2 separate regions of the Mus musculus genome follow, and region 2 is linked to region 1. The links are chromatin loops, found by intact Hi-C in ENCODE. Cell type or tissue: heart. All regions are shown on one strand.

The links. Peaks named below come from ENCODE experiments on the same cell type or tissue, not always from the same donor. Only the 100,000 strongest peaks of a DNase experiment are listed, where the experiment ranks them.
Region 2: a loop joins it to region 1, with 4 times the contacts of the local background. A loop is called at or near these places in 1 of 42 quality-filtered maps.

The regions. Positions count from the first base shown.
Region 1 is chr7:19,694,289-19,702,288 of GRCm38, reverse strand. Apoe (apolipoprotein E) reads left to right here and starts at 3,101. Exons shown (of 4, transcript NM_009696.4): 1 at 3,101-3,278; 2 at 4,036-4,101; 3 at 4,642-4,810; 4 at 5,186-6,045. The coding sequence starts at 4,059. The coding sequence ends at 5,909. Tomm40 (translocase of outer mitochondrial membrane 40) reads left to right here. Exons shown (of 10, transcript NM_016871.2): 10 at 432-976. The coding sequence ends at 571. In heart, CTCF peaks have their summits at 1,016 (motif pointing right) and 3,955 (motif pointing left); DNase peaks (open chromatin) are centred at 708, 1,138, 3,148, 7,398 and 3 weaker places; H3K4me3 peaks cover 4,146 bases; H3K27ac peaks cover 6,986 bases.
Region 2 is chr7:19,621,517-19,629,516 of GRCm38, reverse strand. It overlaps Relb (avian reticuloendotheliosis viral (v-rel) oncogene related B), which reads left to right and starts at 79. Exons shown (of 12, transcript NM_009046.2): 1 at 79-326; 2 at 1,547-1,594; 3 at 6,583-6,591. The coding sequence starts at 275. In heart, no CTCF peak of the experiment used is centred here; DNase peaks (open chromatin) are centred at 856 and 1,576; H3K4me3 peaks cover 1,667 bases; H3K27ac peaks cover 1,667 bases; H3K27me3 peaks cover 958 bases.

The DNA.
Region 1 (8,000 bases):
GCCCTACAGGCTTGCCTGCTGCCCTAGCTAATGGAGACATATGTATTGAGGTTCCCTCAGCTGGATCTCTTGAGTTCAAGACCAGCCTGGTCTACAGAGCAAGTTCTGGGACAGCCAGGGCTACCCAGAGAAACCCTGTCTCAGAAAAGAAAAAAAAGAAAAAGGTGGGGGTGGGGTGACTAGCTTGTATAAAACTAGCCAGCACAGCAGGGAAGCTGTGTGAATAGTGACAGCCAGGTTCAGAACCTCATTCTGCGCAGTGACATGGGTTTGTCAAGCCTGGGCGGTGTTGAGCCACTTAAAGGGTTGCTGTGATGGTCTGGAGTGGCCTTGGTTGTGACTTAGGACATACGGGTCCGTTGTGGCTACCATAGAGATGGGTGGCCAGGCACATCAAGCCACCCAGTCTCTGCCCCGCTCTCGGCCCACAGGCTCTGTGAACAGTAACTGGATCGTGGGCGCCACGCTGGAGAAGAAGCTTCCGCCCTTGCCCCTGACACTGTCCCTCTGCGCCTTCCTGAACCACCGCAAGAATAAGTTCCTGTGTGGCTTCGGCCTCACCATCGGCTGAGCCCTCCTGTCCTTCCTCTGCAGACCATCGCTGGGCCGGCTGCCCTCCCCTCCTCTCCCTCTCTCTTGGGGTTGGGGCAGTGGGAAGGAGGGGACCTCCCATGCCCAAGGATCCCCAGCGCCAGGGGACAGTGCCCAGGGGGCCTGGGGTCCCGGAGGGAGTCCTGGGATCTGAAGGGCATTCGATTGTGAGCGCCCAGGCAGAGGCGCAGAGGCGGCTGTACACAGGCTCAGAAAGGAAAGACTTGATGTCCTCCTGAGGGCAGCAGAGGAGCGCCGAGCCGCCTGTCACTTCCCCCTCCACCCCTCCATAGAAATCATGTTTATAAGTTATGGAAAACCGGGACATTTTACAGAAAAAAAAAAACTTAAAAAACAAAAAATATACGTGGAAAAAAAAATAGGATCTGGGAGGCCTCGGTTTTCTCCAGTTGTTGACATGGTTGCCAGCAGGCGGCGCCGAGGGTTCAGAAAGCACAGCAGCACCAAGCAGTTTAGAGAAAGCTTGGCCAGGCATGGTCACACCCTCTGCTCTTGGGGACTTACACTGCCGGAACATCAGAGGCCTGGCCTCACCAGGAGGGTGGCTCCAGGTCACTCGCCTCTGTGCAGTCTGGCCCCGAGAGCTGGCAGAGGACTTTGTCTCTGTAAACAGGGTGGGGGCAGGGAGACGGGGCTCAGGAGCCTCCCTGTCCCAAAACGGGCTGAGGTGGTAGCTTGTGCTGACTTTCTCCCAGTGGGAAGGTCAGAGGTCTCAGAAACTTCAGGAAGAAACGGAGTTCCTGGAAGTTCAGCACAATAAGGAAAGTTACTCTGGGAGGAACGGGCCCTAGCACCTTCCCAGGCTGAAACAGGAAATGTCAAGTTGTTTTGTTTTTTAAATTTTGTTGAAGATGTAGCTCTGGGCCTCACGTGTCAGGCAGGTGCTGCTGGGTTCCCTATAGTGCTTTTCCGTGAGGCCTGCTCTGGGGTGTGCGATAAGGGCCTCAGATTGGGCTCTGCATCTCACTGCTGCACCTCATGGCATCCCAAGGGAAGCAAAGACTCACGATGAACTGGTCAGTGTCCTAGACCGCAGCACTAAGACCCTCTCTACTGCCTGGGCTGGAGATGGGAGCTGGCCCTTAGCAACCCATGAAAATCATCTCACCACACCCAGTCCTTGCCAGTGTTTTCTGAAGCCAAAGCTAACAGGCCTGGGCCTGGCCAGGCACCCTGTACGTACCCTTGGAGCCAGGTGTTCCGCCTCTGCCCATCCTGCAGAATCATGTTTTGCCGTGTCTGGTGCCAAACACTGCTATGTGGCTTCTCTCCTGCCATCAACAGCTGGGAACAGGGAACCTTGTGCAGGCAGTGCTTCTAGCAAGCTTGCTGTGGTCTCTGAGCCCCTTGTCCTACCTGACTTCCCAGGTACAATGGCTTTCCCACTTTTTGGGGGTTTTGTTGTTGTTGGGTTTTTTTTTGTTTTTCAAGACAGGGTTTCTCTGTGTAGTCCTGTCGGTCCTGGAACTCACTTTGTAGACCAGGCTGGCCTCCAACTCAGAAATTCACCTGCCTCTGCCTCCAAGTGCTGGGATTATGGGATTAAAGGCATGTGCCACCACGCCCAGCTGGCTTTTCCACTTTTTAGCCAGGACTTCATTCTATTACCTGAGCTCGGGATCTTCCTGCCTCAGCTTTGCATATGGCTAGCACTATAGACCCATGTTCCAGTGAATGACTTATGGCTTGTCTTTTTTTTTTTTTTTTTTTTTTTTTATGTGCATTAGTGTTTTGCCTGCATGTATGCCTTCGTGAGGGTAGCAGATCTTGGTGTTACAGTTGTGAGCTGCTGTGTGGGTGCTGCGATTTTGAACCTAGGTCCTGTGAAATGCAGTCAGTGCTCCTAACCTCTGAGTCATCTCTCCAGCTCCTGCTCTTCTGCTTTTATGAGGAAAAAGAAAAGAGAAGTGGCTTGAGAGTGGAAAATGCACATGCAGGGGTGCACACCTGCAGTCCCAGCATGCTACAGCAGAGGCAGAAGGACCTTTGTGGGTTAGAGGGCAGCCTGAGAATCTTATCTCAAAACAACTTTTTAAAATGTGCTCTGTAGGGGTAGCTCTTCCCTCCCAAGGTGACACATCTGGCAATCGCCAGAAACAGATCAGGAGCATCAACGCTTGGTTTCCCAGGGCTTGGCTTAATGTATGGCTTCAAACCCATCGGGAGCCACCACTGAACAGCTCCTGAAGGAACTGGAGCACGTCCCAGCCTTGGAATGGAAAGAGTTCACCTGTGGTGGAGGAATCAACAACGAGGGATCCCAGAACAACGATCTTCACCCCAGAAGCTGAGCCTCTTAGCCCCCACCCACCCATTTCCATTTAGGCTGCCAGCTCTTTTCTTTACAATGCACCAGACCCCGCGGGGAAAGGGAAGGAGCGGTTCTCAGTGCCCCAGTACCAAGGCCTGGATTATTCAATGAGGTGTCCGCTCCCTTTGTTGGCGGGGGAGGGGAGCGGGGGGTCACAAGGCATCCAAACTCCACCTCTTTCCTCTGCCCTGCTGTGAAGGGGGAGAGAACAACCCGCCTCGTGACAGGGGGCTGGCACAGCCCGCCCTAGCCCTGAGGAGGGGGCGGGACAGGGGGAGTCCTATAATTGGACCGGTCTGGGATCCGATCCCCTGCTCAGACCCTGGAGGCTAAGGACTTGTTTCGGAAGGAGCTGGTAAGACAAGCTGGGCTGGGGATTCACCCAGGGACCTTGGTAGGATGTGGGCTGGGAACCTTGAGATCCCCCGGAGTCCAGGAAACAGGCACAAGAATTGGAAAAGCAGGCAGCACGATAGAAGTCTTGGGGGACAAACTAAGGACTCGAGGTAACTAGCCTTTGCCAGAGTCAGAGCAGGTGGAGGGGTTACCTCCAGGAAGGAGTACGGGACTGTCGGTGCACGGCGTACCGGCTCAACTAGGAACCATCCTATGGCGAAAAAACTCGGGATGAGCCTTAGGCTGCTTTTATATAAATACCTACTGATTTCCATCACAGTCCCCAAGTAACCCGGACTGGTTTCAAACTGTGGCTCCTCATGGCTGAGCTCCCTAAGTTCTGTAGTTGTGGGAGGGTACCACTTCGCAGGGATGGAGGACGATTAAAAATCGTGTTAAATTAACACAAAATGGAAAGCAGGACTTAGCCGGGAAGAAAGAGGAATGTAAGCTGGACCACCCGCTGGCCCTCTGTGAAGTGGAATTTGAACCCTAGGAGAGGGAGCTGGAATTTTTGGCAGCGGATCCACCCCGGGGTGCCGAGATAGCGAACTCGGCAAGGGGAGGTAAACAGACCTTTGGGAAGAGCGGGTGCTCTGTTTTGGAGATGTTTGTGATGGCTCACAGATCTGAGAAGGGAAGATGGGGTTCTCTGGGTGGCCGGAGTCCCTCCACCCCCGCCCCCTGGTGTTCAAAGACAATTTTTCCCTCCGCAGACTGGCCAATCACAATTGCGAAGATGAAGGCTCTGTGGGCCGTGCTGTTGGTCACATTGCTGACAGGTATGGAGCAAGGACTTGCTGTGGTGCCGCTTTTTCTGCTCCTCTGTGGACTCTATTCTAGCCCTAGATCTCTTCTGCTGGTGGGTTGAGGCTGAGGCGGTTCTGAGACCTCTCTGAGATTCAATAGCCCTGAGCAGCTGTTTTATATACTCTTTAGGCCTTGATTTCCCCTAACTATAAGAGGATTGATGGCTTAGTGGGTAAAGGTGCTTATCATAAAGCTTGAAGACTTAACTCTGAGACCAACATAGTGGAAGGAGAGAGCCAATTCCCTCTAGAACTCTGACCTCCAAGGGTACACACACACACACACACACACACACACACACACACAATAAAAAGTTGATTTCTTAGTTGCTCTTAAAAGTGGGGTATACATTTTCTAATTCCACACCTGCCTAGTCTCGGCTCTGAACTACATAGGATACAAGACAGTGCATGCTTGTAGTATCTAAACAGACTCCACAGCCTCCAGACCCACTTCAAAGAGACCCAAAAAGACTGTAGGTCCTGACCCAGCCTTAAACTTACTCTACACAGGATGCCTAGCCGAGGGAGAGCCGGAGGTGACAGATCAGCTCGAGTGGCAAAGCAACCAACCCTGGGAGCAGGCCCTGAACCGCTTCTGGGATTACCTGCGCTGGGTGCAGACGCTGTCTGACCAGGTCCAGGAAGAGCTGCAGAGCTCCCAAGTCACACAAGAACTGACGTGAGTGTCCAGCTCTTTCACCCTCGGCAGGCACCAGCTGATCCAGGGTTGCCTCCTATCTGGGTCCCCAGCCCCTTCTTGTTTCCTTTCTCAATTAGTGTGTAGCCCAGGTTGGCCTTGAATCCTCCTGCCTTCTTTAGCCTTCTGGATGCTGGGAGGAACAGACATTTATTACTTGCTTGGTCGATTGGCTTTTGGCTTCTTGAGACAGGATCCCATTCTGTAACTCAAGCTGGCTTCGAAGGCTCTGCAATTCTTATGCCGCAGCTTCTCAACTTCTGGGAACACAAGCGAGTACCATCACCTCTTGCTCTGTGGTTTCTGGCCCTTCTGTCCTGCCTTCATCTCCTTCCTGTGTTTCCTCTGGGCCTGCAGGGCACTGATGGAGGACACTATGACGGAAGTAAAGGCTTACAAAAAGGAGCTGGAGGAACAGCTGGGTCCAGTGGCGGAGGAGACACGGGCCAGGCTGGGCAAAGAGGTGCAGGCGGCACAGGCCCGACTCGGAGCCGACATGGAGGATCTACGCAACCGACTCGGGCAGTACCGCAACGAGGTGCACACCATGCTGGGCCAGAGCACAGAGGAGATACGGGCGCGGCTCTCCACACACCTGCGCAAGATGCGCAAGCGCTTGATGCGGGATGCCGAGGATCTGCAGAAGCGCCTAGCTGTGTACAAGGCAGGGGCACGCGAGGGCGCCGAGCGCGGTGTGAGTGCCATCCGTGAGCGCCTGGGGCCTCTGGTGGAGCAAGGTCGCCAGCGCACTGCCAACCTAGGCGCTGGGGCCGCCCAGCCTCTGCGCGATCGCGCCCAGGCTTTTGGTGACCGCATCCGAGGGCGGCTGGAGGAAGTGGGCAACCAGGCCCGTGACCGCCTAGAGGAGGTGCGTGAGCACATGGAGGAGGTGCGCTCCAAGATGGAGGAACAGACCCAGCAAATACGCCTGCAGGCGGAGATCTTCCAGGCCCGCCTCAAGGGCTGGTTCGAGCCAATAGTGGAAGACATGCATCGCCAGTGGGCAAACCTGATGGAGAAGATACAGGCCTCTGTGGCTACCAACCCCATCATCACCCCAGTGGCCCAGGAGAATCAATGAGTATCCTTCTCCTGTCCTGCAACAACATCCATATCCAGCCAGGTGGCCCTGTCTCAAGCACCTCTCTGGCCCTCTGGTGGCCCTTGCTTAATAAAGATTCTCCGAGCACATTCTGAGTCTCTGTGAGTGATTCCAATCAGCTTCAGCCTCAGTTTATTGTTTTTTGCCTTACCTAGCACACATTCCATGGCCCTGTCACTATCTGTAGAGGGAGGTGGTTTTGCAGCAATAGAAATGAAGCCTAGGACCTAGCAACATAAAAGAACAAGTGATCTACCACTGAGCCACGCCCACAGCCCCTCACTGGGGGATTCTAGGCAGGGGCTCTACCACTGAGCCACCCGCAGCCCCTCACTGGGGAATCATATCTACCACTGAGTCACGCCCCTCCAGCCCCTCACTACGGGAATTCTAGTCAGTAGCTCTACCACTGAGCCACACCCACAGCCTCTGGGGCTCTTCACCGCCCCCTACCCCTGGATTCTAGGCATGGGCTCATTTTATTTATTTATTTATTTAAGATTTGTTTATCTTATGTATAAGGTACACTGCAGCTGTCTTCAGGCGTCAGGTCCCATTACAGATGGTTGTGAGCCACCATGTGGTTGCTGGGAATTGAACTCAGGACTTATAGAAGAGTAGTCAGTGCTCTTAACTGCTGAGCCATCTCTCCAGCACCCAGTACAGGCTCTTCTATTTAGCTATATCCACCCTTCTTTTTAGTCTGAAATAGGATCTCAACTGATTTTCCTTGCACTCCCTCTAGCCTAGTTTGGTCTTGAATATTTGAATCTTTGTTTTCAAATCAATCTCTACAGGAACTGAGAAAGGCATGTACCACTTCATGTGGGTCAGTTGGGCTACTTTTCCCAACTTCCCAAGCACCCACTGCACAGCTATGCCTTGAATCAATCAACATGTAAGAGACCAGGGTCGCCAGGCGGTGTTTACTTTTCTGGTTGTCTTATCTCTCCTCCTCCGCTCTAGTCTTATCTGACACCCTCTCCTTGCCTTGTCTCTCCTCTTTTTCCCTTCTAGGCTTCCTTTTCTGGCTTCCTGTTTTCCTGATCCTCTGTTATCTCACCCTCCCGCGGTTTCTTTTGCTCTGGGCCTTTGGTTGGCGGTTTCTACGGTTTCTACGTGGCTTTTGGAACCTCAGCCTTTCTCCCTTGCTCTGAAGTTAGCTGGATCTTTGCTCCCTCTGGGTCATGGGGCCTTAGCCCCATTCTTTCTCCCCTGCCTGTGCTGCATGCCTTTTGACTTTCCCAGCAAGTGTATGGAGAGTGAGTTCAGGCTGGGGACACAAAACCATTCTCCCCATGTCCTGGTACTCAAAGGGGTCATGGTGGAAGCTGGAGAGCCCCTGGCTGGCTTCTCCTCCCACCCCCTCAGTTCTCAGGGACTCAGCAGGGCTCCCACTAACAGGGGCAGGCTAGGGCTTGAGCTGTGTCTTGGGTCGGGCCAAGGCTTCAGAACTCAACTGCCTCTGGCACACCCCGAGCCTGCAGCTTTTCCTGGCATCAAACTCAGCATTATCTGGAGGCAGGCACCACTCCCACACATGACTCATTAGGCCCAATGAGAAGATGGGTCGGTGGGCTAGTGACAGGGCCCTAGACAGCCACACTTCATGCCCAGGGGCTAGGAGCACACCCCCAGAGCCTCACTACTCTCAAATATCAAGATGAGGGGAGAGTATAGAGGGAATGTCTCCCTCTGAAGACCTGAATTATTGTGATGTTATTTGAGCCACGCTGGCCTTGAACTCTGAACCCTCCTGCCTCATCTTCAAAGGCTGGAATTACAGGTTCGCGCCACTAGGCCTATCTGAGAACTTAGTTAATTCTACAGAAGAGAGTTTGTTTTCACTGGTTTGAAACGAGGCCTCGTGTACCCAGAGCTACTCTTTTGCCAACTCACTGTAGAGCCAAGGATGACCTTGAACTCTGGTCTTCCTGGCTCCGAGTCCTCGGTACTGGGTAGACAATGTGTGATCCTAACCCCCAGTTTTATGTGGTGCTATACAGATGGCATCCAGGGTTTCCTGCATGCTGGACAGGTCATCAACCAACCGAGCCACATCCTCCTCAT
Region 2 (8,000 bases), 73 kb after region 1:
TGACGTGACGTCACGGAGGGGTACGAGCCAATGGGTGCGCAGGCCGGCGGCGCCGGGGAATTCCGCCGCCCCGCCCCCGCCCGCCGCCCGCTCGGCCCGGCGCCCCCCGCAGCCCCGGGCGCCGTGCGTCCAGCCCGGCCTTCGGCCCTAGCCTTGCACCGCTTGCCCGGCCGGTGATCGTCCCAGCCGACCGGGCTGTCCGACTGCCCGGCTTGCCCTCGTGTGCGCTCGCCCTGAGCTGGCCTTCGGGCTGTCGGTCCCTACGGGCCGGGCCATGCCGAGTCGCCGCGCTGCCAGAGAGTCCGCGCCCGAGCTAGGGGCCTTGGGTAAGCAGAGTGGAACCTCTGGGGCGGGGCTCGGGCTCGGGGAGTTCGGGGCGCTCGGAGTCATCTGCGGGTTTCCGCAGGATTCGCGCTTCGGTGCGGAGAGTACAAGGGTGGCGGGGACACTGCGCGAGGGATAAGGCAGAAGGTAGAGGATGGTGAAGGGTCTTGCCGGGGAGATACAGGCTAGGCGTCCCGCTAAGGAGTGAGAAGGGGGCGGGGCCTGAGCCTGAGGCAAAGAAGGGGGCGGGCCGGGCGGCGGTCGAGAGGAGGGGCGGGGCATAACTCTGAAGGGGAGGAGCCATACACACAGGGGCGGGGCAAACTCAGAGGAGGCTTCTGGTTTACAGAGTGGGTGAGGCTGCTCTTAGGAGTAAGGGGCGGAGCCTAATTCGAGGAAGTGGCTTTATTCTCTCCAAACAAGGGGGACCCTTCTCCCGCAAGGCTTAGGCCTTTAGAGGCAAAGAAAGAGGCGGGGCCCAGCTTCAAGATTTAAGGAGGAGCGGTGCCTGACCTCGAGGAGGAGGATCCAGGACTGTGCTTGACAGGAAATAGGGGCGGGGTCAGGCTCCAAGAGCAAGAAGAGGTGTGTGGCTCAGTGAGTGGGCGGGACTTACCCTTGGGTTGGGGTGGGGGAAAGTGGGGCGTAGTGGCAGGTCTAGGGAAAGGGCAGGGCCTGTTTAGAAAACGAAGGGCGGGGCCTGACGATGGGATTGAAAAGGGGCGGGGCCTGCAGCGAGATGGGGGAGAGGAAAGTTCTCCAGTGACGAAGTATTGGGGCTCGGATTTCGCCCTGAGGGAAGAACGGAGACGGGGGTTTTCCTGAGGCATCAGGAGTCCTCCAAGTCCCACCTTAATGGGGAAAGTAGCGGATATTGAGTGATGATTGGCGGAGTCAAAGGCAGAAACGAAAAGCCAGAACTTTTTTCAAGAGTTAGAGAAGAGCCGGTTGTGGTGGCGCACTTGGGAGGCAGAGGCAGGCGGATTTCTGAGTTCGAGGCCAGCCTGGTCTACAAAGTGAGTTCCAGGACAGCTCAGGGCTATACAGAAAAACACTGTCTCGAAAAACCAAGAAAAAAAAAAAGGAGTTAGAGAAGGCTGGCCTGCACCTGAGCTCGGTAAGGAGGAGGGACTTTATTCAAGGGACCAAGCCAGAGAGAGGAGCAGGCTCATCAGAGTCTCTGGTCCTGCATTGTTTGTTAATCCAGGTCTCCATCTCACAGGTTCCAGTGACCTCTCTTCCCTGTCACTAACGGTCTCCAGGACCACAGGTGAGCAACCCCCACAGCCCCTGCCCACCTGCTTGTAGGAAATGGGATTGGAGGAGCCCCCGTGGAGAGGGAATGAGTGTACCCACTTTGCAAGCTTTGTCTGTTGGTACTCTGTCTGTACTCCACCCCCACATTTCTCTGGCAATAGCCAGGTAGTCCTGGCTCACTATAAAAGGGGCTGATGCATCCCCTCCATCTTGCTCCCTTGCTCCCCTCTCTCCCCATTCCCTTTCCCCTTCTCTCCACGTGGTCATGGCTGGCCTCTACTTCTCTACTTCTCTCTGCCTTTCTCTGCTTCTACTACTCTCTTTTTTGTTTGTTTTGTTTTTCGAGACAGGGTTTCTCTGTGTAGCCCTGGCTGTCCTGGAACTCACTTTGTAGACCAGGCTGGCCTCAAACTCAGAAATCCGCCTGCCTCTGTCTCCCAAGTGCTGGGGTTAAAGGCGAGCGCCACCACGCCCGGCTTCTACTACTCTCTTAACTCCCCTCCCCATGCCCTAAATAAACTCTGTTCTATACTATACCGACCTTCAACCTTCGAGTGGCTGGTCCCTCAGGGAAGGGATGCCTTGGCATGGGCCCACGGAGGCACCCCCTTCCCCCATACCTCACCACACACCTTAAAACATATATTAGTACCCCTTTTTCATTTTATAATCACAGCGTTGTCTCTCCCTGTTTTATTCCTTACGTGCCCATATTGTCAAGACTGTTAGAAGCTTGTATAGTTCTATTTGCTGACCCCCTAAGTAAAGGCTCTTTTAGATGTTCTCCATCATCCATTATTTTGGGCCTTGGAACTGAATTTCAGACATGATGTTACCACCCCCTCACGTGATTTCCCTAAAACTACCTCAGTTTTATTCATCTGTTTCATACCCATTTGTTCCTTTTTGGAGATAGAGAAAGTTAAATGAGTTGATGCTTACAAATTCATAGCCTTCCAGTTCATAGTAGCTGTTAGTGGCATAGTCATGATAATAAGAGTAATAATAGCAGTTAGTTAGACTATCATAGTTCTCAGACCATGTCCATTTAAATTATCTAGACCCTTGGTGAAGCAGGGAGAGGGAGCAGGCAGTGATGGTCTATTCCTTTATACTCAGGCAGATCTCTGTGAGGCCAGCCTGGTCTACATAGTGAGGCAGGCAGATCTCAGTGAGGTCAGCCAGGGCTACATAGTGAGTTCCAGGACAGCCAGGTCTACAGGAAGAGACCCTGCCTCAACAACAACAACTATTGCCAGTAAAAGCAGTACATGCCTATACTGTTCTGTAATGTTCCCAGCACAGGGGAAGCTGAAGCAGGGGGATGGGCACAAATTTGAGGCTGATAGTGGGACCTTGTATTAAAACACAAAACAAAGACAGACAACCCACAAACAAGATGGATAGAAGATGTAGCTCGGTTGAGAGTTTACCTAGCATGTGCAAGGCCCTGTGTTGGACCCAGCATTCTATAAAATGGGGCCTATTGGTTCCCACCTGTGATTCCAGTGCCTAGGGGGTGAGAACTGGAAGATAGGGAGTTCAAGGCCATCCTCAGCTACTTGTCTTGTTCAAGGCCTCTCTGAGGGTCTTAGTTGTTTTTCTATTGCTGGGACAAACCACCACGACCAAGACAAAGGATTTATTGAGACTTACAGTTTTGGAGGGTGAGCCTATGACCGTGTTAGTAGGGAGACTAGCTTGAGGCAGGCAGGCATAGGCTGCAGTACTATCTGAGAGCTCACCTTCTGATCCCTAAGCTTAAGTCAGAGAGCCACAGAGAGAAAGAGAGGGAGAAACAGAGGGAGAGATGGAGGGAGGGAGAGGAGACTAGGAATGGTGGGAACTTTTGAATCCTCCAAGTCCATGCCTGGTGACACACCTTCTCTAACAAGGCCACACTTATTAACTCTTTACAAAATGTTTCACCAACTGGAGATCAGGTATTCAAACATGAGTCTTCGGGAGCCATTCTTATTCAAAATACCATACTGGGTGTCTCAGTCAGGGTTTCTATTCCTGCACAAACATCATGACCAAGAAGCAAGTTGGGGAGGAAAGGGTTTATTCAACTTACACTTTCCACATTGCTGTTGATCATGAAAGGAAGTCAGGACTGGAACTCAAGCAGGTCAGGAAGCAGGAGCTAATGCAGAAGCCATGGAGGGATGTTCCTTACTGGCTTGCTTCCCCTGGCTTGCTCAGCCTGCTCTCTTATAGAACCAAGACTACCAGCCCAGATGGTCCCACCCACAAGGGGCCTTTCCCACTTGATCACTAGTTGAGAAAATGCCTTACAACTGGATCTCATGGAGGCATTTCCTCAACTGAAGCTCCTTTCTCTGTGATAACTCCAGCTGTGTCAAGTTGACACAAAACCAGCCAGTACACTGGGTAACATAAGAGATTGTGTCTCAAAGTGAACTAAATAAACAAAAAACCCTCAAGGGCTGGTGGTGTTGCCCAGTGGTAAAACATTTATTTAAAAGTTCAAGTCCCTGGGTTCTACCCTGTCTTAGTTAGGGTATTTATTGCTGTGAAGAGACACCATGATCATGATAACTTTTTTTTTAAGATTGATTGATTGATTGATTGATTTATTATATGTAAATATACTGTAGCTGTTTTCAGACACCCCAGAATAGGGCATCAGATCTCATTACAGATGGTTGTGAGCCACCATGTGGTTGAACTCAGGACCTTTGGAAGAGAAGTAAGTGCTCTTAACCGCTGAGCCATCTCTCCAGACCCAACCATGACAACTTTTATAAACAAATTTAATTGTGGCTGCTTGACTTTTCTCCCTTCCAAGCATGGTGAAGGGACCCAGGAGTCCCGCCTTTTCTTTCTGCCCAGTAATTGGCTCCTGGCATTTTTATTGATAGATCAAGAACCAATTGGGAAACAGGACTTTAGCATCACAACCTTTATTACATGCCCAGAGTCCCCATATTTGGGGATGCTGAGGCAGGAAGATCTCGACTTTGAAGTCATCCTGTTTATATAGTGAGATTCTACCTCAAACAAACAAAACAAATCAAAAAAAGAAAGAAAAAGAAAGAAAGAAAAGAAACATAACTTATCTCCTGAGAGTTCAAGGACAGAGGCAGCTGGATCTTATCAGTGTGAGAGCTCTGTAGCTTCAGTGGTTGGCTAGGCCTAGACTTCTCCCAGGGTGGATACCAGAAGGCCTGTTGCAGGTATAGAAAATGGGAGTTTCAGAGGTGTAGAAAGGTAGGGCTGGCTTTGGAGACCGGAGTGACACAAATGCTGGTTCAGGACAGGAGCGAGCTGAGGCTTGTATAGTCCGAATCACAGCATTGAGGTCCCCAACAAGTTGATCCTGATAGCATCTGTTAGGTTATTATTTATTGAGTACAAATTCTACATCTGACTCAGTGCTGGTCATTGCTGGGGACACAGCAGTGACCAAGATAGTCCCAGCCCCGTGCTTACAGGGCTCCTACCCAGACAAGGAAGCAAGTCTATAAACAAAGGTGCGATTATAAAAGGCAGTGATGGCTGTGAAGAGTTCTTGGGGGAGGTCAGTGACATTCAAAAGTAGGGTGGAGACAGGTTGATGGAACAGGGCAGGTGGAAGGACAAATTCCTTCCTTCTGATGTGCCAGACACAAGCTGAACTCTGGGTAAAGTGAGAATGTGGCAGGCATGGTCCCCACTATTCAGTTCTCAAGCTCAGTGTGTCTTAGTGAGACATATGACAGGCAAGTTGGGATCTTCTGGACCCCGCCCGCATGCACAGCCTGGAAGCCATGTTTCCTGGAAGCCTGGGAGACCACAGTCCTCCATACACAACATCCTGAGAGCTAGGATGGCAAAGGGGTGCCTCACACCCAGCTCCCAGGAGTCTGTTGAGGAGCCCCAAGTAGAATTTCCTGAGTTTAGGTTTAGTCTGGCTTAGGCTGCCCTGAAGCTCACTGTGTAGCCCAGGTTGGCCTGGAACTAGTGGCAGTCCTCCTGCCTCATCATCTTAGTGCTGGGATTACAGTCGCATGCCACAATACCTGGAAATTCAAGTTTGTCTCTGCATCTCTGGATTCATCCAGCATGGCTATCTAAGAAGGGTTTTCCAAAACAAAGTATTTTGAGGTTGGTCTTGTCAGGTCCCCTCTGGTCTCAAAGCCCTAGCATTCCCCATCTCTCTGGAAGGGAACTTGGCATTTACTGATCTCATGGAGATAAGGATATGTGAAAGCTGCCTTCTAAGGGGCAAAGTTCTGGCTGCCAGGAGCCACTCCCGGGAGTGTGGAGAAAGGAAGGGCAGGAGGCAATGGAGGAGGAGGGATCTGGCAGATACTGGGGTAGTGTGTGCTCAGTCCCCAGCCAGTAGCTTTCATAATAACAGTTGGGTGACCCTCCCTGCTGAGTGACTTCTGGACCCATTTGCTTCCTCTGGCTTCCTCTAGTCCTGTCTGGGGAATGATGGGAGGTTGGTTTCCACTACTTCATTGTTGATATTTACTAGGGAAGTGATGCGGTCTCACTAGGTATGTAGCATGGCTGCTGCCCTTTCCTTCCCATCCATCCCCTCTGCAAAGTAGGGGTGAGCCTGAGATTTTGGGAGCTAGGCTAGGGTGCAGAGTGGACAGCACCCAGGGTTTGATCCGTTTCTTCGGGCCCAGGGTGGACTTTCAGGATGGAACCTGTACAGAATTTATTTAGAATTGCTCATGTCTGTCAGCTACACATATACACACCCCAAATCCACTCACAGCTCCCCCTCCCCCCTGTTCCACAAGTTCCTGGCAACACTATCATCCTGGTCTGAGGGTTTTAGTGGATGGCAGGTGTTGGGGGATGCTCTTGAGTTCTTTTGGGCCCCCAGCATTAAGAACTGAAGGGAGAGCCCGGGAAGGGATTAAGAAGATTGGGGATGGAAGCCCCAGGAAGTCTGCCTTGGGGACAGGGTGGGGGAATCTGTGTTAGATATCATGTCTGATGGTGTCTGACCTTCACCTTTCTTTTCTCTTCCTTCCACAGATGAATTGGGTGAGTATCAGAAGGCAGGTGTTTGGGAGGATGAGGGTCCCAGCGTTGGTAAAGCTGGGACACACCTTGTTTGATGGGAGCGGGCTCTGGTGTGGTTTGAGGGGATCTGAGCAAGGGATGCTTCGGAGCTCCAGCACACTCAGCAGCCATCTGTATTTCTGTCCTCTGTGGCCGGTGCTCACTCATGGGTGGCAGGGGTCTTTCTTGTACTAGGCCCAGTGCCAGGCACCAAGAATCCAGCTTTGACCAAAACTAAATCACTACCATGGAGGAGGAGCTAACAGTGTGGACTGTGGAGTCAGAAGAGAACAGAGACTGAGCAGGAGAAAGGGAGGGTAGGATGAGGCTTGGCAGATGGAAGTGCCTGGGAAGACATAGTGCCGCCAGGCGTGCCCAGATCTCATGCCTGGACCTCTGCACTCACAGGTAGAGGCAGGAAGATCAGATCCCGCGCCTGAAACTCCACACTCACAGTTGGAGGCGGGAAGATCAAAGAGAATTTGAGCCAAGGGAGTGGGGTGGGGTGGGGTGGGGTGGCGCATACATTTGATCCCAGCACCAAGGCCACACAGGCAGGCAGATCTCTGAGTTTAAGGCCAACCTGGCCTACAGAGCAAGTGTAACTCTGTCTCAAAAAACAAACAAACAAACAAACCAATCAAGGAGGAAGGAGGAGGAGGAAGAGGAGGAGGAGGAAGAGAAGAAGAAGAAGAAGAAGAAGAAGAAGAAGAAGAAGAAGAAGAAGAAGAAGAAGAAGAAGAAGAAGAAGAAGACAATGAGAGAGAGGCAGAATTTGAGTGCAGTCTGAGCTACATAGTGTACATAGTGAGTTTTAGGCTAGCCTGGGCTACAAAGTAAAAAAAGAGAGAGATAAAGGGACAGGAAGAAAAAGGGAGCAAGGTAAAGAGGTGTGGCTTTCACAGAAGGGGGCAGCAGCATGAGGTGCCTAATGGGTTGAATGGAGGGAAAGCTGGGAACCAGGAGAGAGGAAGAACAAGTTCACAGCCCTGAAGGTCACCAAGCTAGGTGGGTACAAGAAATAAGGGGTGCAGCTGGGTTTTTTGTTTTTCTGAGAGAATGGACTTTAAGGAGGGTTTTGTTTATTTTTGAGACGGTTCCAAGTAGCCCAGGTTGAAGTTGGGCGGTGGTGGCGCACGCCTTTGATCCCAGCACTTGGGAGGCAGAGGCAGGCAGATATCTGTGAGTTTGAGGCCAATCTGGTCTACAGAGTGAGTTCCAGACAGCTATGGCTACAATAGAAAAACCCTGACTTGAAAAATCAAGAAAAAAAAAAGTAGCTCAGGCTGGCCTTAAAATAACCATCTAGCTGAGGATGCTCTTAAATGCTTGCTCCTCATCTCTCTACTTCCCTGGGGCTGGGATTGGATGTGGTGCTGACCTGGAACCCA